Linked DNA regions of Homo sapiens: region 2 is linked to region 1. A link is an interaction called in ENCODE POLR2A ChIA-PET data of the cell type or tissue named here. Cell type or tissue: A673. All regions are shown on one strand. Each heading gives the region's core, and the rest is flanking DNA. Links, peaks and the distances in the headings are about the cores only. Region 1 overlaps ASIC2 (acid sensing ion channel subunit 2). Region 2 overlaps TMEM98 (transmembrane protein 98).

The links. Peaks named below come from ENCODE experiments on the same cell type or tissue, not always from the same donor. Only the 100,000 strongest peaks of a DNase experiment are listed, where the experiment ranks them.
Region 2: POLR2A ChIA-PET joins it to region 1 with 17 read pairs; 2 of 35 experiments call an interaction of 5 or more read pairs at or near these places.

The regions. Positions count from the first base shown.
Region 1 is chr17:33,263,707-33,276,186 of GRCh38, reverse strand. All of the region lies in intron 1 of ASIC2 (acid sensing ion channel subunit 2), which reads left to right. Among named protein-coding and RNA genes, the nearest start is that of ASIC2, 23 kb to the left of the region's middle. In A673, for the core only: no CTCF peak of the experiment used is centred there; DNase peaks (open chromatin) are centred at 6,326, 6,666 and 9,916; H3K27ac peaks cover 7,120 bases.
Region 2 is chr17:32,940,318-32,952,797 of GRCh38, reverse strand. It overlaps TMEM98 (transmembrane protein 98), which reads right to left. Exons shown (of 8, transcript NM_015544.3): 8 at 8,483-12,012. The coding sequence ends at 11,805. Among named protein-coding and RNA genes, the nearest start is that of TMEM98, 18 kb to the right of the region's middle. In A673, for the core only: no CTCF peak of the experiment used is centred there; a DNase peak (open chromatin) is centred at 4,867; H3K27ac peaks cover 3,358 bases.

The DNA of each region.
Region 1 (12,480 bases), core at 2,846-10,845:
CATTTATTGAGTACCTTCTATATACCAGGCACTGTGCCAGCCTCTAAGGAATCAAAGTGAATATACTCCAAGTCATCAAGTCAATCTCCCCTGCTCCCATAGTATCCTATATCCAGTCAACAAACTAGACCCCTCAATGGCCTCTCCAGTCTGGTGCTGAAAAACTGGACCAGCCATTTATCTTTTGCCTGAAAACCTTCCCTGCCTAAAATTATCATGTGGTTCCGTGCTGCCTACAAGATAAGGCCAAGCACCCAGGTAATCTCAACTGTCACCCCCACACATGCATTCCTCCATGTCGAGCTGCTGGGATTCACTGTATCTATCATGTTCTTCCCAGCCTTTCCATATGCTCTTCCCTCAGTCTGGAATGTCCTGCAACCCCGTGGTCTTCCCTGTGCTGCATACAACCACTGATGCCCTGAGAGATTACTGTGGAGTGGGTAAGGGTAAGGGCACCTGAGTTTAAGTCTTCACTTTTCCATAGACAGATTTTATGGAAGTCTGCAAGCAGTTTCACGTCCATTCTCCATTTGGATTTGCACAACTCTAGGGAAAGGTAACAAAAGAGTTCCAAATCCCAGGCAAGTGGAGTGACTTGCTCAAGGTCACAAACCTAGCAAGAGTCCGGGTCTAAGCTACAACCTAGCTCTTCCCACTCCCTTTCCAGGGCCGATGCTAGTTTACGACACACACAAAGAAGACGTTAGCCACTGGGAGTCATTAATTGATACCTGTAGGCGTTTTTATTACTTTCCACTGAAGTCTAGAAGGATCTGCTATGGCCAGACAAGTAAGCTGCAGAGGAGAACTGAGGTTATAGTGCGAAGATTCAGATTTTCGAAAAAGCAGGTTTTGCCTGAGATATTTAAATAACTCAGTTACTGCCACCCCATCCAGGAGAGGACAACCAGGAGGTGGTATATGACTTCTGGGTGGGAGGGGAATTGTGTGGGAGGCGGGGATCAGGCTTCCAGAGAGAAATTACCATTTTGTATTTATTACTTTGGCTCGCAGGAGTGCCGCAGGGACAGGCTTGCTAATACGTTGGATAATTGCCTCAGTTCACCACTTCATTTTGCAGTGTGTAGACCAGCCCAGGTGCAGACTTGCAGAACATTTTTCAGCCTGGGCCTCCCAGGTACCCTGAGCTCTCTCTAGGGGCATGAGGTTCTGGTGAGGAGGCATGGGGAGTGGGAGAAATGAGGAGGGGTGGTGTCTGTCCTCAGGTACTAGGGGGCACCAGGATCATCTGGTCACTTTGACCACAACTGCCGAGTGATGAGTGATGAGAGTGGAGGAAGAGTCCCAAGCTAGGAACCAGGAGACCAGAGTTGCACTCTACCACTAATTCCTGGACAACCCTGTTTCTTTAGCTGCCCGCTCTGGGCCTCTAGTGCCCATCCAGAAAATAAGGGAGATCATAAGTCAGGATTTTTCAACTCTAGCTGCACATTAGAAATCATCTGGGGAAATTTTGTTTTTTAATGCTAAAGCCCAAGCTCAACCCCCAGAGATTCTGATTTCACTGGCTTGGGGTCAAACCAAGCATGGGTATTTTTTAGCTGGAGTCACTGATATATGCAGTCTTTCTTAGGATGGACATTCTAGGAGCCTGTGTTGTCAAAAAAAGTAACAAGTCAGTGACCTTGAGGTCCAGGGTCATGTGTTTCCATGTTTAGATTTTTGCTATCAATTATTTGTACTTGCTGGATTATTTGTACTGTCTCTCCCCAGTTAAGTTTCCTCTTACCAGTGAATGTTGGAGAACTATACGCTAGGAGACAGGAGACTTCACTTCTGGCCTTTTTTGTATTAGCTCTGTGATATGGGCAAGTCAGTGTTGGCTCCCTGGGCCTCAATTTCCTCATCCCCAGCTAATGAGAAAGCAGCTGGCCCTTGCCTACCTGCAAGTAGGTGTTGGAGCAGACTTGGTTTCACAATGCTGCCTGGTTTACAAAGCATTTTCCCATCCAGAGCCTGAGATAAGCCTGAGAGTAGAGAATACTATTCCATTTTCATAGATGAGAAAACAGATGCTCAATGTGGTCACATCACTTGCCCAAGGCCATCCAGACAGTATGAAATGGAAACAGACAGATGTCAGTTCAGATCCTATCAATGTCACTTCCAAACTCACTTTGACTAGTTCATTAACATTTCTGCACCTCAGTTTCTTATCTGTAAAATGGACGTAAGTACCACCCATTGCCTTCCCACAGAGTGATTGCAAGGAATAAAAATGATGACCAGGCAGAACTTGTGGAGCCTGGCACAAAGCAGAGGCTCAACTAATATTTCCTTCCTCCCCCTCCCCCAGTCATTTCTCCCATTCTGCCTTTAGTCTTTCTTCTTCCTGCCCCTCTCCGGCCCCCCAACTTTTTAAACTTTTCAAGGACTGGCATCTTGAGAGGCAGTTCACTGAGCGTGACCTTGGGCAAGTTGTTTAATCCTTCTGTGCCTCAATTTCCCCATCTGTAAAATGTGGATAATGGTGGTATTTGCAGTTGTGAGGGCGAAATGAATTGAGAGGATGGCTTCTGGTGTGGAACTTTGGCTGTTATTGTTCTGTTTTCTTTAAGGCCTTCCTTCTCCTCACTGGGTCCTGGCATGAAGGAGTACTCCCCACCTCCACCCCCTTCAGTGGTTGTTGAGTGAACAAGAGAGGGATCCCTCCAGGCAGAGGGACAATAAACAAGCCCCTCTCCCAGGTCCTTCCTGTGTTGTCAGCTGTGACAGCTCTGCTGAGTACACACAGCCCCCAGGGTTCCTGGGCAGAGAGTAACAACCCTATATCAGGGGATTGCTTACTATCTTGAGATGGGAAAAACAGAAAAAGCTATAAATATGAAGGATTCATCTTCGATAAGTCATGGTTAGAAACCCCAGCTATATAACTTTTTAATTCTCCACTCCAGCTTGTAAGCTCACGCAGTAAAAACAGTCACTAGTAATCTATTTTTTTCTACTCTTTTAATTTTGTAATTTTTTTCTTTAACCAACCAAAAAAAGTCCTCCTAAACTCACCTTAAGCTTTTATTTTTTCCCCCTTAGCAGTCATAAAATTTGGCCATGGATTACAATTTAAAAGCTATCTCTTCTCCTACATTGCCAGAATGAAAATGTACAAACTCGGGGCAATTTCTTAACTAAGTGTTGGTGAAACAGGAGTGAGTCCTGGACTCTGTTTGCATCACCTGTCTCCAGGTGGAAAAGGAGGCTGGCGTGGAGAGAGGCAGTTCAGTCAAAAGAAAAAGATACTTTGCAAGGGTATCGTGGAGCTGAATGATCTCAGGCAAGTGTCTCTCCTCCCAGGGCTCAGTTTTCTCATTTGTAAAAAGTTGTTGAAAAATAGTGACAAACCTCCCTCACTGGGATGTTCTGAGAAACCAAAGAGATAATCTATAAAAAATTGTTTTGTTCAATGTAAAGCATCATAAGCATGTTGGAGATTATTGCTACTACTGACAATGATGATGATGGTGATGATGGTGGATGATGATAGTGATGACAATGTTGGTGATAGTGATGACAATGTTGGTGATGGTGATGATGCTCACGATGACGATGATGGAGGAATGGTGATGATGATGATGATGACAATACAGCCATGTGCAGGGCAGGGCTCATGGGTTTATGTGATAAGAGGATTTTCCTCAGAGCCTTGTATATCTCTATGTACAAAAAATAGGTGCTCAGTAAAGAACTGTTCACCTAAAATCTACTTCAGAATTCAGTTTACCTCTCAGAGGTTTAGGTCATTTATTCAGTAAGAGTTAATTGAGTGCCTACTGTGTGCTAGCTCCTGTTAGCATTGGACTACAGCAAACAAACAACACAGACACAGTCCTTGCCTTCATGAGGCTTATAGTTTAGAAGACAATGGGATGGAATGGGATGGTAAAGGTAGATGGTAAACATATAAACAAATGCCATAATTTCAGATGATAATGAGTGCTCTGAAGACAACAAAATAGGATGATAGGATAGACAGAAATGGAAATGGATGTTTGTAAGATGCTTTAGCTCATTAGCTCATGTAGTCAGGAAGCCCTGCATGAACAGGTGGCATTTGAGCCAAGATCAAAATGATAGGGGGATGCAATCAAGGGAAGACCTAGAGGCAAGGTGCTCTGGGCAGAAGAGATACAGTGCCAAGTCTCTGAGATGAGAATGAACTTGGTTTGTTCAAAAAACAGAATGAAGGCCTGTATGTCTTGAGCAGAGTAGAAGAGGAAGACAGTGGTATGAGCTGAAGTTGGATAGTAGGTGCAGGCCAAATGCCAAGGCTTGTAGGCTGGGCTGAACTTGGAGATGACTCCCACTGCAGTGAGAAGCCACTGGAGGGCTTAGGAATGAGAGTGCCATGAGTTAATATACCCTGCAAGAATATCATTCTGACTTCAGAGACTGGATGAGTGTGGATAAGAATGGAGGCTGGATGACAAGTTAGGAAGCAGATGCAATACTTGAGATGGGAGATGCTGGTGGACTGGACTAGGGTTTTGGTGATGGAGGTGGTAAGCATGGTCCAATTTGGCATATATTGAAGGTAGGTCCAGTGAGACTTCATGGTGGATTGGTAGTAGAGGGTGATAAAAGCAGGGCTCAAGAATAACTCCCAGGTTGTGGGCCTGAGCTGTTGGGCTGATCCTGGTAACATGAATTGAGAATGGAAGGCTGGGGGAGATTAGATATGGGTGTTGAGAGAGGTGGGAGGCGAATTCAATGTTTGGGGTCTGTTGAGACTGAAGTAACTATTGGGTATCCTAGTAAGTAGTTGGACACATAAGCCTGGAGCTCCAGAGGAGGTCAGGACAGGAGATTGGGATTTGGAAGTCATGGTGGAATAGTGGCATTTAGTCAGTGGGACTGGGTGGGATCGCATAAGTGGAGTGTGTTGACAGAGAAGAGCAGCAGGCTGAGCACTGGGCCCTGGATTCGCCAACATTTAGGGGTCTGGAAGTAAAGGAGCAGGCAAAGGAGGGTGAGAGGGAACAGTCAAGGAGGTAGGAGGGAAATCTAGAGGGCACTGACCCAAGGGAGAAGGGTACAAATGGGGCGTGGTCAGCTCTGTGCAACAGCAAGCTGCCAACAAAGGACAGGCTTCTCCCCTGTTTAGAAGCAGGAGGCTGTGCAGTGTAGAGGTTGGAAGCATAGGTTTTGGAACCAAATGCACTTAAACCCAGGTCCTGGTGGTGCCATTTCTTGGCTTTCTGACTTTGACCAAGCTCTAACATCCTGGATCCTTAGCTTCCTCCTCTGCGTAGCATTATTGTGCAGTTTATCCAAGATGTTGTCTTTAAAGTGCTTAGCACTGGGCCTGGCATAGAGTAGGTGCTCAATAAACAGAAGCTGTTTGTATTCTTCCTGAAACTGTTCAAGTGAGTAGAGTCATCGTCAGTAAGACACACTACAGAAGGGCTCAGGTTAGGAAGGGAAGATTTCATTTGGGCAATCCAGCCTTTGTCAGGGTTAGAAATGAAGTTGTCTTTAAGGTTCAGACAGGTGATATAAGAAACAGACAGGTAGAAGTGGATAGGAGCAGTAACACCACTGGCCGGCTGGACCACACACACCCAGCCTAGAGGCATCCTAGGTTAAAATGTTTAAAGCTCCATGCAGGCTAGATGAAACCCATTCTCAGGCCCAGAACAGCTCACATGCATTTGGGACTCCATTTAGATGATGGTAGACCAGAGAAGAATTTTAAACAGGGTGTATGGATTGACAGTATCAAATTTGCATTTCAGAAAGACCACTCTGGCAGCAAGGCAGGGAGAGGATAGAAGGGGGTGCAGGTCTAGTCCAAGGCAAGGAGAGAAGCCAGGGAACTCTGTGCTCAGGTGAGAGGGGACTGGGATGAGGAAATGGGCTGATTATAACATAATTAGCTCTATAATCAGTATGGAGGCTTATCATTTCAAAATGTAAAGATGATTATATGATTAAAGGCTTTTTTCCTTTTAATGGAAATAACTTGCCAACCTGGGGGTTTACTAGGTGGGTGGTCGGAGAAAAAGGTAAGCTATTAATTTTTAACCAATTGACTTTGCAATGAATTAGTTTATTGATTCAAAAAAATCGCTCATTGTAGACAGTAAAAGTTATAAATGAGATTAGTGTCTAGTTAGAGTGAATGCTAAGTGAAGGGGCCCAGGAGGCTTCCCTCATTCAACTGAAGAGAAGTCTTGCATGGATGGAGCAGAGAGGCATCTGGGCTGGCCCACAGAGCCTGCTGGGACCAAGCACATGGCTGGAGGCAGTGGGCTCAGATACGGAACTATTCCTCTGCTCTCCCTAAAGAAGTGATTGAACTTTAAGCAATGAGGTGATCTAAGCTGACCAAACACAGAAACTAGTTTTACTACCATTCCTAGTGTTTTTAAATGCACAAACTAGAAAAAGGAAAGAAGGAAGGAAGGAAGGAAGGAAAGAAGGAAGGAAGGAAGGAGGGAGGGAGGAAGGGAGGAAAGGCAGGCAGGCAGGCAGGCAGGCAGGAGGGAGGGAGGGAAGGAAGGAAGGAAGGAAGGAAGGAAGGAAGGAAGGAAGGAAGGAAGGAAGGAAGGAAGGGAAGGAGCCCTTAGGTTCCAGAAACAATGAAAGACCTTAAAAACCATGGTGTTCAATACACAGCTGGCTTCCTGGGGGCCTGTGGGACCAGGTCCTAGGCTCCAGGCCAGGAGGCTGGTGTGTTTGGGGGATGGAGGAGGGTGATGATCACCTGAAGCCCCAAGAGAGGGTCCTTGCATAAAGGACTATTGATGGGGGTGTCATTTCTGTGTTTCCCCCCGATGGGACACCACTTGATACATCATTTCTGTTAAGAGTAGAAAACTCCATCCAGAAGCCCAAGGAAGCTAGGTGTCTCCCAGGGGTTCTAGGTCGGGGGGTCAGGGAGACAAATCTCCCACAATAACTAAAGTCTGCAAGCCTCCATCATGTGTGAGTGTAGGATCTGGATTTATTACTCTACCCATGTGGCATAAGAATCTCAAGTCAAAAATTAAACACAAAAACTGGTCTGAATCTGGGGTAATATGGGGCCCCAGGAAAGCAAGTACCCAGGATAGTTCTTTTAGGGCACTCCTCACAATGCACTTCCTGCAGGCACAGAAGAAAGACATATCAACGTCACACCTGTTCATATGCTCATTAAATGTAGTGCTAGAATGCACCTGTCTCATCCAACCCCCTCCTTCTGTAAAGATGGAAATGAAGTCCCAAGGAGGGGTGTTGACTTGCCCAAGGTCACACAATGTATTTGCGTTAGGAAGTGTGGGCTGGAGGAAAGAGCAAGTGTGTTGGGGGTGGTAAGACCTGATTCTGAATCTCTGTCCTGTCATTTAGTAGATGTGAACTAGGTGAAGCGGCATAAACTTTCTGAGCTTCAGTTTCCCCATCCACAAAATGGAATCATGGACATCTACTTTGTAGGATGGTGGGGAAATGAGGCAGATGTCTCTGGTAAAAGTGCTTGGGACGGTGGTAGGTGCTCTATATGTGTTAGTGTCCTTCAAACTTTGCTCTTAAAAAAATCCCCTCCAAAGTGCCCACTCAAGTCCCAGTTGACCTTGATGACTTCTTTATCTACTGGAACACCTGTGTTGTGTTACTTAGCACTAAATTTCTTATTGTTATAGAGTTAATTTTTTAACTCCAAATCCTGGCTTTTGAAGTTCCATTTAACTTTGTGTATTTTGATTGTCCTTACTTATTTCCTACTGCTCCTCAATACTCTAGTAGACTGGGGAATGGATGGATGAGTGAATAGATGAATGGATAAATGTATAGATGGATGGATGGATGGATGGATGGATGGATGGATGGATGGATGGATGGATGATGGAAAGATGGATGGATGATGGGTGGATAAATGATGGGTGGATATCAGTTAGGGTTTGCTGGTTGTAAACAATAGAAGCTGATCTTGGCTAAAATAAGCAAAAGGGATTATATTGGAAAGACATCAGATTGCTCATAGAATCAATAGAAAGGCTGGAAAATGAGACTGAAAAAAGCAGGAAATGATATACAGGGGCAATAATCACTCCTCTGTCAGGTCAGGGCGCTGTCCCTGGAATGAATGAACACCAGGCATTTATCATGCACAGGACCAACTGCCTTCAAAAGTCAAAGTCCTTTGTCGATATATCTTGGGTCACATGTCCCTTGATTCATAAGCCCTTTACGCATGCACGGTGAGGAACCGATAATTTCCCAAAAGAAATTAAGATCTTGTGACCAAAAGAAGAGAGAATAGCTGCTAGGTGCTCAGAACCCAACCACCACCCACATCAGAGGGAATGGGTAATCTTCAGTTCCCTCAAGGAAACACCAGGGATTGTGTCTTCATTTGCCCCTTGCCACCTCCCTCATGTGCTACTCACCCCACACTCTCCCGTCCCCTCCACTTCTGGGTATCCTGTCCCTCCCCGGAGCACCATCACTTCCTACCTCCTGCAAGATGCCTGTGCAGCTTTCCAAGCCCACGCTCATCTCTCCTTTCCCTGAACTCCAGTTGCCCTTGCCATCAGCACAATGCCAGAATTATTCTTAACTGCAGCCTGTTTACTGCTTCACCTTTGGGGTTTGGGCTCTGCTGTAAGTTTCCCGAAGGCAGAAAACTTGTCAAACTTAGCTTCTGTCCTAGCACAGTGTTGGGTTCAGAGTCAGTGACTGATGAATGCAAGGCAATTAATGATCCTCGAGAGTGTGTGGCATGAATCATTACCGTCATCAGTCTAATACAGTCAGATTATATCAGATTCAGTCATCAGCTGTATCATCATACCTTAGAAATGATTCAAGCCTAGCATTCTTTAAGAGGTGAATCAACTGGAACCCAAAGGGCTGACTTATTCAAAGTTGCACAACTAGTTAAAGACAACTTTAGAAAGCCATCTCTTACTATTCCCAATGGAAACCAACACTCCTTGCTTCCTGGGGGGGGTAAGGGGTGCATGTGAGTGTGTGCATGCATGTGTGTTTATGTGGGCATGTGTGTGAGTGCAGTCAGTGGTTGTTTAATGAAACAAAGGCCTGCCAGGATGTCACCAGTATGTTCTTTTTCTTGTTCCTGCCCCATCCTTAACCAAACTTCTACCCATGTTAAAGTCCTCTGCCCAGTGAACAGCCAAGAAATGTCAACTGATTACCCCTAAAATTTCATTAATTTTGAGAGTCAGTGAATTTCAAAAAGTGGAGAATTTGTTGAGTTAATACAGAATCAACCAAATCGTTGTGTCACCCGAATCGCTCCAAGCAGTTTCCCTTGTCAAGCACCCCACCTCACTCTGCTGTTCTGTGCTACATGAAAAATTAGTTGGTGTACTGGAAATAAAGTCACAGGGAGCCAACATTTTGACAAGGTAATGGCCCCCTGCCTTTCTTGACATCTGCGAGGGAGTTGTAGTCCATTATAATGTCACAATGGCATGCACCATTGACATCTCATTGAATAATTAAAAGGCAGCTTAATCATAGCGATCATCCACTTAGTGTCTGGTTCCAAACGTCGGGGATGCACGTGTAAGGGGGCAGCCACGGTTGTGCGGATGGGGGACTAGTTCAAAGCTAGGTCACAGCTCAGACTACTGGACAGCAGGGTCTGCCACATGTGCTGCAACTGGGGGTGGGGGGTGGGGATGGGAAGGTAGCTCCTGAAGAAGAAGAAAAAAGATTTTCTACTCTCTTTTGCTTTTTTAAACTAAATGCAGGGGCAGACATTCTTTTTGACCCAAATGAAAAACTGGGAATCTGTTGTTTTTCATTCATCACAAATAGTTTGTGCCAAAATGGAACTTCATTTTCATTCTTTCATCAGGCAGATATTTATTGAATGCCTTCCCTGAGTCAGGCATTGCTCTTGGTGCTGTGGATATGGCAGGGAAGAAGATCGTCACAGCAGTTGCTGCCCCCTGGGGTTTATGTTCTGGATGGGGGGAGGATAAAAACACATGTGTGTTGTATACAGAACTCAAACAGGGGTTGTAGCAGAAGGGTGATTGAGTGACTGTGTTAAGTTTTGTGGTCAAGGTAGGTGTCTCTGGAGAATAGCATTGTGGGGTCTGAATGGCAAGGTGTCAAACAGGAAAAGTTTCCCGGGAGAACACTCTGGCAGTGAGGACAGTTAGTGAAAAGGCTCTGGGTGGGAAGGAACTGGACGTGTTCAAGGAGCAGCAAGACCACCATGGCCATGGGACAGGAGGTGAACTGAGGAGTGGGGCCAGCTCAGGTGGGCTTCACAGGCCAGGGTCAGGAGTTTGGATTTCAGTTTCCATGTTATGAGAAACTCAAGATGAGGTTGAGAAGAGGGTCAATATACTTTGAACATAGAGATCTTCCCTGCCACATGAGGAAGACAAAACAATGAATAGACAATGGCCATCTAGTGAAAAATACCCTGGGTAGAAGGAAGCCCAGGACTGGGAGAGCCAGAGCGAAGACACCCAATCCAAGAAGGCTTTCTAGGAGAGCTGGCCCCCACACTGAATCTTTTTCTTTCATTTAATTTTATTTTATTTTACATTCCAGGGTTCATGTGCAGGACGTGCAGGTTTCTTACATAGGTAAATATGTGCCACGGTGGTTTGCTGCACCTATCAACCCGTCACCTAGGTATTAAGCCCCACATGCATTAGCTATTTATCCTGATGCTCTCCCTCCCACCACTCCCCCAACAGGCCCCAGTGTGTGTTGTTCCCCTCTTTGTGTCCATGTGTTCTCATTGTTCAGCTCCCACTTGTAAGTGAGGACATGGCGGTGTTTGGTTTCCTGTTCCTATGTTAGTTTGCTGAGGATTATGGCTTCCAGCTCCATCCATGTCCATGTAAAGGACATGATCTCTTTCCTTTTTATGGCTACATAGTATTCCATGGTGTATATGTACCACATTTTCTTTATCCAGTCTATCACTGATGGTCATTTGGGTTGATTCCATGCCTTTGCTATTGCCCCACACTAAATCTTGAGGCAGATAAGGTGATGCAGAAGAGAACATTCCAGGCAGTGAAAACAGCCTAGGCAAAGGAGCCCTGTAAGAAAATGGCCCATCTGGGAATTACAGGGAGTGTATTGGAACTGGAGTCATGTGACCCAGAGAGGCCAAGAAACTCAGTGAAGGCCACACAGCATATGGTTCTTCACCTTTAGCTCCTTCTTTATTCTCCTCCAGTGAAGGTGGCCACAGCCACATAATCAGGGGCAAAGCCCCTTAACTGTTCTTAGCTAGGCTGATGCTAGGCTCTGGCAGAGTTTACATCCAGCTGGGCCAGAAATATTTGTTTTCCCCCAACACATGTGGTTCTGATTCAGTTCATACTTTTTCCCAACTATTGTCCTTCCCTGTAACTGTTTGAACCCTAGACTCACACCCTAAAGCCAGGATGAACCAGATTTCATGCTATCAGCACCCTCACCCCTGCCAACAGTCTTAGAGTTGGGGAAACCCAAGCCCAGAGAAGGGAACTGAGTTAGCCCAACCCACAGAGCTTTCAGGTGGAAACAGGGGGACCAAAGCACTGATCGCTTGGCTCTTGATCTGACATTGTTCTGGGAAACAGTTCTTCATCAGGAGTGAGATGAGAGAAATTCAGCTGCCGCCCTTACTTTACATTGTGAGAGATGCACGTGGCCTGGTATGGGATGCAGTGGTTCTGATCACAGGAAAGGAGTTAGGCAGCTTGCATTTCATTCCCTGTGCCACTGTTTACTAGCTGTGTGACTCTGGGCAATTTGCTTCACCTCTCTGTGTCTTGGTTTTCTCATCTGTAAAATGAGAATAGTCATACTTGCTCCACAAGATTATTGTAAGGATTCACTGAGGCAATCCATGCAAAGCACTTGCAGTCATGCCATGCACATAGTGAGTGCTTGATTCATGGCTCTGAGTGGGGCCATAGCATTCATCTCTAGGCCCTGTAAGAGCTGCCATGGAAGTGCCCACAATGTGCTAGGCACCATCCTGGGCGCTTCTCTACATCTGTGTGTGGTAGTGACATCACGGCTTGTAAAGTGTTTGGCAGATGTCATGCTGCCTGGCATATACCTTGTGCCTCTGCAGATTGATTGCACTCACATTGTGTCACTCAACCATCACGATAACGTTGTGAGGTGGGCTTTATAGATGCAGAAAGGCCGGCCCAGGTTGATTCAGTCACTTGTCCAAGGTCACACAGCTGGCAGGAGGCAGACTGAGATGCCAGCCCAAAGCTCTTGCCCTCCCCTCCACTTACCACCACTCATCTATTCCCAGGCTCCCAGCCCTGCGACTTGGGGACCTATTGATACTTAGCCGGTATCATGTGAGACTCACGAGGCTCCACCCTCTGTCCCGCGCAGAAGGGGAGCATGGAGAGGAACCGGGCACCATGCTTTAGGAATTCTTCTTGTAAGCAGAATGGGGAAAGACCAAGCTCTGCAGCGGGTGGGCCCCCCTTTCATATGCCCAGATCTGTGCAGCCCAGACACGCCTAGGCT
Region 2 (12,480 bases), core at 1,474-9,473, 320 kb after region 1:
TGGGGAGGCCTCACAATCATGGTGGAAGAGCAAAGGACATCTTTTATGGCAGCAGACAAGAGAGAATGAGAGAGCCAAGTGAAAAGGGAAACCCCTTATAAAATCATCAGATCTCGTGAGACTTACTCACCATCATGAGAACAGTATGGGGGAAACTGCCCCCATGATTCAATTGTCTTTCACTGGGTCCTTCCCACAACACATGGGAATTATGGGAGCTACAATTCAAGATGACATTTGGGTGGGGACAGAGCCAAGCCATATCAGGGGAGGACAAAGCCAAAAGTTTCAAAGAGTAAAATTAATAATCCCATTTGCAGAAGTAAATAACAAAGAGGAGAAGGAGAAATGGTAAAGTGCTGAATTGAAGCAGAAATCACTTTTAAAAAACCAAAGAGCCAAAGTGAGAAGTCTGTATAAACAGAATCCCAGTAATTAGGAGAGACAAACGGAGTGGCAGGCAGGAAGGCAATGCCATGCATAGACCTTCGCCAGAAATGCAAGGAGGTCAGAGGGCTGCCACAGGGTTGAGAGAGAATGCACAGGGAAAGGTGAGAAATAAGAAAGTAAGGACATCAGAACAGTGTAATCGTTCTGTTTCAGGAGCAAGGGAAGGCTCAGAGAAAGTGGGAGGCAGGCTTTAGAGGAAGACTACAGCATCATTCCAGAATGGGCCAAGCTATAAACTTAAGAAAGCACTCCCCAGGGAGTCAGAGTCTGGCAATCAAGGTCTCTATATGGCCTCAAGACCAAGAAAACCTCAGATTGCTGTCCCAGGAAAAGGAGAGGCCTAGCCAAGGCAATAATAATACATTTAGAAAGGACAGTGGGCAGCTATGGCAAGCTGGAGCCCTCCAGCTGCAGCTCCAGCTCAAGTCCCACCACAAGCACTGGCAGGAGCAGGTGAGGCTGGGGGTGCCATGCAGGATGGCAGTGGACCACTCAGCCACCATAAGGGAAAACACAGCAGGGATGACAGAGCGAGCTGTGGGAGAACCATCACATTCAGATCCATGATAAGCTTCAGACCAGACAATGAGCCAGGGACCAATGTTGGCAGGAACACTGGAGGTAAAGAAGATGCTAAACAACTGGGGAAGACAAGGGAAGGGACTGGAGAGGAGCAGGCACATGGGAGCTGAGGCTCAGACACCTGCCTTCAAAGATCACATGGAGACAGACCAAGTGAAGTATCTCCCCCAAGCAGGGATGGGCCAGCAGGGCAAACAAGGAAAGTCATCTGAGTACTTGCTGCTGGAAGAAGACACACTGAGCATCATCAGCATGTGCATTTGTGTGTTTGTGTACTTTGAAGTGTACATAGCTACATTTTTTTTTTGAGACAGCATCTTGCTCTGTGGCCCAGTCTGGAGTGCAGTGGGGCAATCTCAGCTCACTGAAACCTCCGCCTCCCAGGCTCAAGCAATTCTCCTGCCTCAGCCTCCCAAGTAGCTGGGACTACAGGCACACATCACTGTGCCTGGCTAATTTTTGTATTTTTAATAGAGACAGGGTTTCATCATGTTGGCCAGGCTGGTCTCAAACTCCTGGCCACAAGCAATCCACCCACCTCAGCCTCCCAAAGTGCTAGGATTACAGGTGTGAGCCACTGCACCCGGCCCATGGCTACAATGTTTTTGAGCATCTACTGAATGTAAAGCAGTGGGTGAGGCACATTACATACATTAGCTCCGTCAATTCACACATACACACAGACACACACACACACGATTTTGTGTAAGGCCACACAGTAAGTGGCAGAGCTGGGATTTGAATGTGTTTCTTGCATCCCAGGCCTATGCTCATAATCGCTCTTCTATTCCTTAAGATAAAAGGTAATACCATTTGACCCAGCCATCCCATTACTGGGTATATACCCAAAGGATTATAAATCATGCTGCTAATAAAGACACATGCACACGTATGTTTATTGCGGCACTATTCACAATAGCAAAGACTTGGAACCAACCCAAATGTCCATCAACGATAGACTGGATAAAGAAAATGTGACACATGTACACCATGGAATACCATGCAGCCATAAAAAAGGGTGAGTTCATGTCCTTTGTAGGGACATGGATGAAGCTGGAAACCATCATTCTCAGCAAACTATTGCAAGGACAAAAAACCAAACACCGCATGTTCTCACTCATAGGTGGGAATTGAACCATGAGAACACCTGGACACAGGAAGGGGAACATCACACACCGGGGCCTGTCGTGGGGTGGGGGGAGGGGGGAGGGATAGCATTAGGAGATATACCTAATGTAAATGACGAGTTAATGGGTGCAGCACACCAACATGGCACGTGTACACATATGTAACAAACGTGCACGTTGTGCACATGTACCCTAGAACTTAAAGTATAATAATAAAAAAATTTAAAAATTAAAAAATAAATAAATAAAATAAAAATAATAATAAACAATGGGAAGCTTTTGGAGATTTAAAAAAATAAATAAATTTTCACTTAAACTTGAAGAAAAAAATTCCCACTATGTGTCAGTCTAGGTATAATTACTAGGTATTGGAAATACAGTATTCAGCAAAAGCATATAGGGTTCAAACTTTCATAGATTTGACACAGAAAGACACTATTCAGACAATCAGGCTAATCAATATAACAAACTGATACACGTTCTGAGAAAGAAGAAATGAATCATAGTCCTAGGTGCAGGATAATCAGATGTGCACACAGCAGCTTTCCAAATGTGACCCAATCAGCCAGTCTGGGAATTCCAGGTTGACACGTTCTTATTCCTCCCTCTTCAGACAAAGGCCACAGAAATTAGATCAAGCACCTTGAATCAAGCACCACTGTTTAGCTTTCCAATGTCCTCACTCCAGAACTACAGGGAGAGGGTATACTAACATGCCTCAGTTGGCCTCCAGGGTGAAGCAAAGTTGTGGCTAAGTGAACACTTCCTCCACTCTACTAGGAACCCAGCGGTCCAGTGAGGTGCTGTAGCCCACACCTGAAGGTTCCCAAGAGCTGATTATGCACATCACGTCCCATGTTCAATGGCATCATGTTGGTACCCTGAAATCAGACATGCAGGGAGAATTTAAACTCCAAAAACAATAAGCACTACAAATCAAACAATAAACACTGCATCTGGGGGAAAAAAAAGATAAAAGGTAACTCTAGGAGATACTTTCATTTCTCCTATTTGATTGGAAAATGGGAGGAAAGGTGGGCTCTGCAAAAAGTTCTTCTGGGATGAGACGGGGCACTGAGTCATCCACTCTGGGTAACCTGCCCGGCTTTCTCACTTCCTAAGCTGGATCCCGGGTTTCTCTTCTGTTCTCCTCCTGCCCTCTGTGCTTACTTCTGCCTTCACATTGTATTAAAATCATTTGTCTCCACATCTGTTTCATCCATTAGACTAGTGAGTGGTTCTTATCCCTGGGTGCACATTAGAATCTGTTTAAAAATAACAATGCCAGGGTCTCACTCAATACCAATTAAACCAGAATCTCTATGGCTAGGACTTCGCAATTAGTATTTTTTTAAAGTTCTTCAGACGGCGATTCAAACGTGCCACCAGGTCTGAGACCCACTGTTGCAGGCTGTGAATACTTCAAGGTCAAGATCAGGTCATGGGTTTTTGAATCCCCAGAGCCCAGCACAGAGCCTGGTTCATAGTAGTTGCTTGACACATGTTTGCTGAGATGATGAATTCAGATAGCAGAAGATAAAGATCAAGAATACAGAAAGGGAAATCAGGAAAGTGTCATGAAGAATGGGAAAAAAAGATGTGATTTGAGAAGCAAAAAAGAATCTTCAAGATGCCAGGGCAAAGGAAAAATCTGCATGAGGCTGCACGATCATGAGGTTGTCTTGCATAACAAATCTCTAGTTAAAGGTAATATGAAGCTTCAATGCAGAATAAACAGCACTTGCCTCAGAGAGGAATGAGGTGGAGAGGAGTCAGAAACGTGAGTCTCTGAATGTACTGGAACAATGGGCGTTAGGGGCCAGAACCCTCGTCGGTGAGAGGAGATGAAGAGGGCACGTGCCAAATCAGAAGAGAAAGAATGAAATCATGAGTTTGAGAATAACAAAAATGTGTGAAAGAATATGGCCTGGAAGATAAAAATCATGATTTAAAAATAAAATGGGAAAACAAGAAAAAGAAATCTTATGAATAAGAGTGGATTTGTTAGCCATATGCATGTTTGCTCAGAATGCTATTGTTTCAGCAGCGGGGAAAGGATTATAGGTAAATAAAATACGCAAATGCAGTTCATAATGAAAAATCCTTTGATGAACAACTGAGATAATCACTGTGAAAACTCTCTGAAAAAATACAAAATGTTCTGGAAATGCAAGGTGACATAATTATCATTCTAAGGTGCGATCATCCAGTAGAAGTTGCTGTGTGTCCTAAGAAAATTAGCTCTCGGACAGGGGCAGTGGCTCATGCCTGTAATCCCAGCACTTTGGGAAGCCAAGGTGGGCAGATCGCTTGAGCTCAGGAGTTTGAGACCAGCCTGGGCAACATGGTAAAACCCCATATCTACAAAAAAAAATACAGAAATTAGCCAGGTGTGGTGGCATGCACCTGTAGTCCCAGTTACACAGGAGGCTGAGGTGGGAGGATTGATTGAGCCCAGGAGGCGGAGGTTGCAGTGAGCTGAGAGATCATGCCACTGCACTCTAGCCTGGGTAACAGAGTGAGATCCCATCTAGAAAAAAGAACAAATGAAAGGAAGGAAGGAAGGAAGGAAGGAAGGAAGGAAGGAAGGAAGGAAGGAAGGAAGGAAGGAAGGAAGGGAAGGAAAAAAAAAAACTGGCTCTCTGAGCACTGATCATTGGTAACTAAACTTACTTCAGCTTGAGACAGCTCTCAAGAGGTAGGCTCTCCCAGGCTGGGTCTTGGAGGAGAGCGATGTATGCCAGGTTTGTGCACTAGGTACCCTGGGGAAGTTGAAAGAAGTCAGCTTGAGTCTCTGGCTGTAATACATAGAGCCAGAAAAGAGAGAGAAATAGAATAAAGGGAGCAGAGAAACAAAGGAGAAAAAGGAGATATATTTAATATTTACTGAGTGCCTACTGTGTGCCAGGAACTGGGCATATGCAATTTCATTTAGCCATCAACATAACAGTACAGAGCTTTGAACTGGCCCAGTATCATATTCGATGTTAAGAGTATCTCACACCCCTCTGCAATTTTCACTCCACACTCTCTCCCTAGGATTGCACCCATGGCCAAAACTCTCTTAATAACTTAATGAAAAGCCTTCAGCCCAGTCTTTTCTGAGCTCCAACCATTATATCTCTAACTCAACTCAGATATCTCAAATGCACCGCAAACTCTTCAACTCCAAAACGGATGACTTTAAACTCGTCCCCAAACCTGATCCTCTTCTGGTGCTTCCTGTACCAGTGACCCCTAGCCCCAAACTGTCACCCCCATATAAGTGTGCAAACTTGAAACCTAGGAGTCTTTCTTGGCACGCTATTATCTTGCATCACTGTCCCATATCCAATCCACCCAAATTCTATTTATTTTACTTCCTAAACATTTCTCAAATGCTCCACTCCCCTTTCCATCTTCCTCTCCCTGCCTAGACCAAGCTACCATCATCTCTCACCTAGACTGCTGCAGCAGCATCAGGCAGCTCCTATCTGCTCCAGCCTCCTCCTATTGGTTCTCCACGTAGAAGGCAAAAGGATCTTCTCAAAATACAAATCTGATTATGTCTCCACCTCTAATCAAAACCCACCAGATCTGAATAAACCATTTGAATGGGTTCTCATCACTCTTCAGAGAAAGACCAAAGTCCTTCACATGGCCTGCAATGTCTGGCATGATTCAGTCCCTCCCCCATTTTCACCTGGCCTTCTTCCCTGTCTGCTCTGCTCTTCAGTCACACTGGCCTGGTCTCAGTTCTTGTCCTTCTGCCAAAGGGCCTTTACATGTACAGTTTCTCATACATCCACTTCTTCACCTCTGGACTCCTACTTATCCTCCAGATAGTATATCAAAGATCCTCTTACTGGAAGCCTTCCTTGACATCTAGATAGATCAGTTTCCCTTATAATCTCTCATAAGATTCAAATTATTTTCTTACAACACTTTTAAAGTTTTCATTTTACATTTATTTAAGCAACATTTTGTTTAATGTATGTCTTTCCTCACCAGACTACAATCTCATGAGAGCAGAAATTGTGTGGCTTTTCTCTGCCCTGCATCCCCCGCACTCAGACATGCTTGTCTCTTCATCCTCTACCTTGGGACATGCAGCTTCCTTTCTGTGCTACTCCCACACACCCTGTATGCCTGACCAGCTCCTACTCGTCCTTCAAGGTGTTCCCTTCCTCTCCTCACCATTCTTGTCTATTTCTTTGACCTGTGACTGTTCCCACAGGATTTGGGTGGATTGGGGTGGATTTGGGGTGGATAAAGGAAGGTTTGGGTTTTTTCTACCCTGTTGTTTTTTTCTGCCACTACACCTAACATGTGAATATTATTATGTGCCTTTTGTTCCATAGCTCCAGCTCTCAATATTTATTTGATCTCTAGATAAGAAAGTATAAAAGCAATGGAAGGAATAACTAACAAAAAGAAAATCAATAAATTTGACTACACAAAATTTGAAACTTCTGGACATCAGAAACCATTGTAAACAAAACTAAAAAGCAAATGACAAAGCTGGGTGAAAATATATGCAATAAATATGACAAAGGGTTGTTATATTTAATATATAAAGAGCTCATATAAGTCAATAAGAATACTAAAATCCCAGTAGAAAAATGGGCAAAGGGCATGAATATGTACAAATAGCTAATAAACACCTGAAAAAAAAATGTCTAACTGCACCAGTAGTCAGGGAAATGCAAATTAACACAATGCTAGGCCATTGTTCACCTATCAAATTAGGAAAACATTAAAGGCTGGTGAGGGTGCAGTGATCAATTGCTAATGCCCCAGGAAAAAAAATAAGAAAACAATTTTCAACATTCAATTGCCCCCTATCACCTAGAGAAAAAGTCCAAAGACCTCAGCAAGGCCTATGAGACTCTCCAGAGTCTCATCCTCACCTTCTTCCCCAGGCTTACCTCCTACCATGCCACAGCTCCCACCTGACACTCACAGTACTGAAGCAGCTAACATGTCCTGAGCATGGCATGGAATGTCATGTCTGCAAGATGGCCCTACCTGGATGCTCTGTCCTCCACTTCCACCTTCCCAACCCCACCCTGTCTTCTCCTAACACCTACTCCTCGACAGACTATTCTGAGATGTAACCACCTTTAGGAAACTCTCATGACCTGGGTTTGGTGGTCCTGCTCTGCGCTGTCATCACACACACATTCCCTCCCTTAGCCCTTACCACACTGTATTGAAAATGCCTCTTTATGGTTTTCTTTCCACCTTAGATTATATGCACCTCAAGAGAGGCATTATCTTTTTATTCATTCATGCATCTCTGGGCCTAATCCAGTGCAGATGCTCAACAGATGACTCTTGAACTAATCATTCATGTAATAAATCAATTATTCTATTCTGCACAATAAATTTTTGCCACTATTCTGGTAAATGCAAATTTTATTTTAAATGGATAAAATTAAGTCATTTTGGAAGGAGAGGAAATACCTCACCCATGCCCCAGCCCTCATTTTAGTACCTATGTTCTATCATCCTGTGGGTTGTAACCAATTAGTGGGCCGTGAAATTAATTCATGGGTCACAACTACCATTTTTTTCACAAAAAAAGATTTGAACTGGAAGAGAATGGAATGACTCTCATGTCTGTTCTTTCCTTTCCATGATGGATTTCCCACCTGCTGCACCCAGGCAGGAAGATGTGCCAGTTAAAAACACAAGTTGAGGAGTTGAAGATCCTGCTCTGATTCATATTAATTGTGAGACTCCAGGAGGGTTACTGATCTTTCTGCTTTGGTCTCCTTACCTGCAAAATTGGGATAATAAAAATACAAATAGGATGAAACAGGAAGAACCAGTTTTGCCTCAAATTCTGAAAATTGCTCATCAGCCTTTCTCATAGAAACACAGTAAGACCCACCAGAACAAACACAGCACAACCATATTATTTCCCCCGGCACTTTCTGTGTGTGTGTACATGTGTGTGTTTTGAGACAGGGTCTTGCTCTGTTGCCCAAGCTAGAGTGCAGTGGCTCTATCAAGATTCACTGCAGCCTCCACCCAACCCAGGCTCAAGCGATCCTCCTGCCCCTGCCACCTGAGTAGCTGGGACCATTTTCTGTTCTGATGCCTGACTCCTTCTTTGTCAAGTCTCCATTCAGGCAGCAGCTCTGCCCTATTTCAACCCCACCCCTGCCCTGTCCCTTCTCTGTGTGCCCACAGTCCCTCTTGTGGTCCCCTCCATCACAGCACTGGCTACAGTCATGGCTCCAGCAGTTGCTCATTTCTCTATCGCTCCTTAAGGGCAGGGATTGTGCCTTTTGTTTCATAGCTCCAGCATCTAGCACGAACCCTCTTCCACAGAAAGCTCTTGGTATGCATTTATTGGAGACAGGGAGGAGGTGAGGAGGATAGAAATTCTTCATCTGACACTTTCCCCACATTTCCAAGGCCATAAAGCAATGCAGGGCCTTTGAACTGTAGGCCATTTTCTAAAAGTCTGCTCGTGTGGGCACACAGGGTCTCTGGAGAGGGAACTCCTGGAATGAGGCAGGTCAGGGGGAGCACCAGGGGAAGTTGGATGCCAGGAATACGTGTTCCCTCTTGGAGATCTCACAAGCTGGGGGAATTTCTCTGGAGGAATGTGAGTTGCACAATCGACCCTTTGAACACTGATTAGAGGCGACGGCTTTGTATGTCTTCATATGAACAGACTTGTAGTGGGGCAGGGACAAGGCTACTCTCCCTACTGTAGGGATTCCAGATTTTTGGCCACTCAATTCCAGAGCCCATGAACAGAAGTCACTGCTTGGACCAAGCCATGGTAACTGAGGTGACGCCATCTGGGTCAGCGGCATCAGAGAATGGGAAGCTGTGGAGAGAAGGGTGTTAACATTGGCTAATCAGAACCAGGCCCACAATTGGGCAGCTCACACATACCGTTTTGCTTGTTGACATACCAACCCAATGACAATAGCCTTGACCATACAGATGAGAATGCTAAGGACCAGAATGTTAAGAACTTGACCAAGCTCACACTGTAAGTCACTGAGCCCAAATTCAAACCTAATTCTGACTTCAAATATCTTGTTCTCTTCACATTGAATCTCTATCTCCAAGTAATTTCTTTTTCATCAGAATTTGAGTCTAATGCTCCTATTCCAGGCCAGAGGGAAGAGAGACATGGAAGGAAGGCTCTACTACCATGTATACAGACGCTAGAGAACTAGGCACTTAGGAATGTGTCTGTTGCCTGGGAAACCACACCTGGCACAGAGACAGTCCTGAGATCCCTGGCACTCACTAACCAGCCCCTTCCAAGGGAGGAAGTAACTTCAGCCAACTCCCGAAGGGCCTAGAGGAGTGGCATTGCCTCCTACCCCAAAGACTGCTTCCACTTCAACCATCAGCCACCAACACCAAATTTATCCAGAGGCTTCTTACTTGTCCAGCACTAGAAAAAAAAACTACACAGCAGTGGGATCAGAAATCCTACAGTCCAGCAGACACCTCCAATATCTTCGGCAACCTCTCCTCACAACAGAAAGGGCAGCATCTAAGGGATCCAGAAAGCCAATGTGCCAGGACTTGCCAGGACTCAGAGAAGGTAATCGACATTGGGCATTGCTTCAGGGGTGCTGGGAAAGCTCTCCACCCTGCAGACCCACACCAGGTGGATGGTATTTGAGATACCAATTCAGAACTGCTTCTCTGTGGCTTAGGGCTCTAGTGCAGGTTAAAATGCAGGGGACACTTACAACTGTGGCAGCCATTGCAAACTTAGCATGAATTGCTTTCCAGTCTAATTACGAAAACAGGTTCTGAAAGGGAGGTAAAAAGACAAAAATAGGATGACTCTGGATGTTTACTGTGGAGGCCTCAAATAGAAAAGTCAAAGTGACTTTGTATACATTCCCCATTCACAGCTTGACAGGACGGGAAAGTTCACCACTTAACGTTTTTAAGAGTTGATGGAAGCCACCAATCCAATAAGGTGTCCCCTGGAGCCCATCCAGAATCCATCCTTTAGTCCATGAGAGTTGAGCTCCAGCTTCCCTCTCCTGACTCCATATCCCAGCTGTGGTTCTGTGGTTTGGTGTACATTGTGCAGGTTGGAAGTGGCCTGTTTTCCTGGAAAGAATGAAATGTGCCCAAATGGAAAGACAAACCAGGTCCCAATCTTGGATTTGGGAATATGGGTTCCTGGTTCCCCAGAATCCAGCTGAGGAATTTTCTGACTTCAGTTAGACAGAGAAAATGACATGGGAACAGATGTGCAACTCCAAACATGCTTGACAGCATAGGCTACGAACCTGGGCAGCCCCTATACCAGGCCCCTCTCCCAAGAGCAAGCTGGCTCTGAGAATCTGAGAAGTGAAGAATTCAAGCTTTTCCTACAGGCTTATGACAGAAATTATGCCATTTGGGTATGTATCCAAATTATATAATTGTGATTCTGGGTCATAGCTTTCATAATCTTTCAATGTTTGCAAAATGAACAGATATTAATATCAGAAGAAAGGGGGAACACATCGTTCAAGTCATTGCTATTGTTAATGTGGAAACTACTTCATAGTGCTATCTTCACTTCTGCCTGAACTCCAAGAGGTCTTTAAATATATTTTATATATATGTATGTTTTGGAGACATGGTCTCACTCTGTCGCCCAGGCTGGAATGCAGTGGCACAATCAGGGCTCACTGCAACCTTCACCTCCTGGGCTCAAGCGATCCTCCCACCTCAGCCTACCAAGCAGCCGCACGTGTCACCATGCCCAGCTAATTTTTGTAGTTTGTGTAGAGATGAGGTTTCACCATGTTGCCCAGGCTGGTCTCAAACTCCTGGGCTCAAGCAATCCACCCACCTTAGCCTCCCAAAGTGCGAGGATTACAGGTGTGAGCCACCGCGCCCAGCCTAAATATCTCATTTTGAGGCATACACAGAAATCATCCTCAGGATTCTTAGGCTCTCTCCTTCCATCTAAGTATGTCCCACAATACACCATGCATATGAATTTGACTCAATAACTACACACTTGAGGGAAACATAAGTATAAATTTACTATCCACCTAGTGGTAGCTAGGTAAAATTGCAGGCATAAAGATAAAAAAGAAATCATCAACTTTGTAGTTCCTCAGCTTCAAACCCAAACCTGCAAGGGAGAGGAGAGACCCAGACGCCTCAGGGACCAGGCAGATAATACAAATAAATGAAACAGGCCAGGTGAGAGAGTACAAGTCTTGCCAAAAGAAGAAACCCCTACTTAGTTTCAATTGATTGTCCTCTTCTGAAAATGCAGATCAGAATTGCCACACATTCTGACCGATCGAGAGAGGCCAGAAATTCTAATTTTAATGTGAAACCTCTTGATTTCTTAGACGGTGGCTCAATTTTCTTGAAAACACTAGGTGAGCTAAATAAAGCTGACAGTCCACCAGTTTTCAATACTCCTCTTGCAGAGAGTGAATGGCATCTCCCCTAACTGTAGTATTAGACTGCCACTCACCAGCCACAGTTTGCAACTGCAAAAGAGGCATAAACTGACGGGGATCTCCTGCTTTACTATGCACACACAGCTGAACTCTCCAGCCGTGGAGAACAACTAACTCTATAGGAAAAAGTAGAAGGCTAAGCTGAGCCATCCAGGGATGGCGGCAGGGGCCTTCATGGCTAGCTGCTGGCCTGTAGGCACTAAATTGCAGACTGCTCCTGCAGGAAGCCTTCAGGGCCTGGGAGGCCTTTATCTGGCTCAGAAGCTAGGGCTGCTTCTCGAAGGACTTCCAAATGCTCCTCAGCAGCCGACAGAGACTGGTCAATCCAGTCCAGGCCTCCCGTCAGATGGCAGGCATTCCTTGTCACCAGCACCAGGTGACTGACAGACAGGAGCAGGGCAGTCGTCCTAGGGAAAAAAAGAAAATAGGGTCAGGTTTCCTAGGAAATGAGGGACTTTGCACAAAAGCCCAAATAGATAGACTTTTTGACTAGTATTCCCCAAACTGCACACCCTTCCCTAGGATGTTGGTAGGTATGCAATTTAAAGTTGGCTCCATGCTCAAATAAATTTGGAGATGGCTGGGTTAAACATGGTTAACTGAAGCCTGCCTCAGAGCCTTCTGAGATGTACCTGGTAAAGCTCCAAGGAGAATATAACAGGCTGTCTCTCACAAGCTTATTTAAGACTGTGGAAGCCATTTTCTGCAGCACACCTATTAACATCTCCCCAAAGAGCGCTTTGTGAAACAGTTCAGATATAGTCAATCAGATGAGCATATTCCCCAACCGCTGCCCACTGAAACATAGGACAGACACACCCTCACTTAAACATTCCTTATTGATTACAAATTGGTAAGGCCCAGGGCTGGTTTAT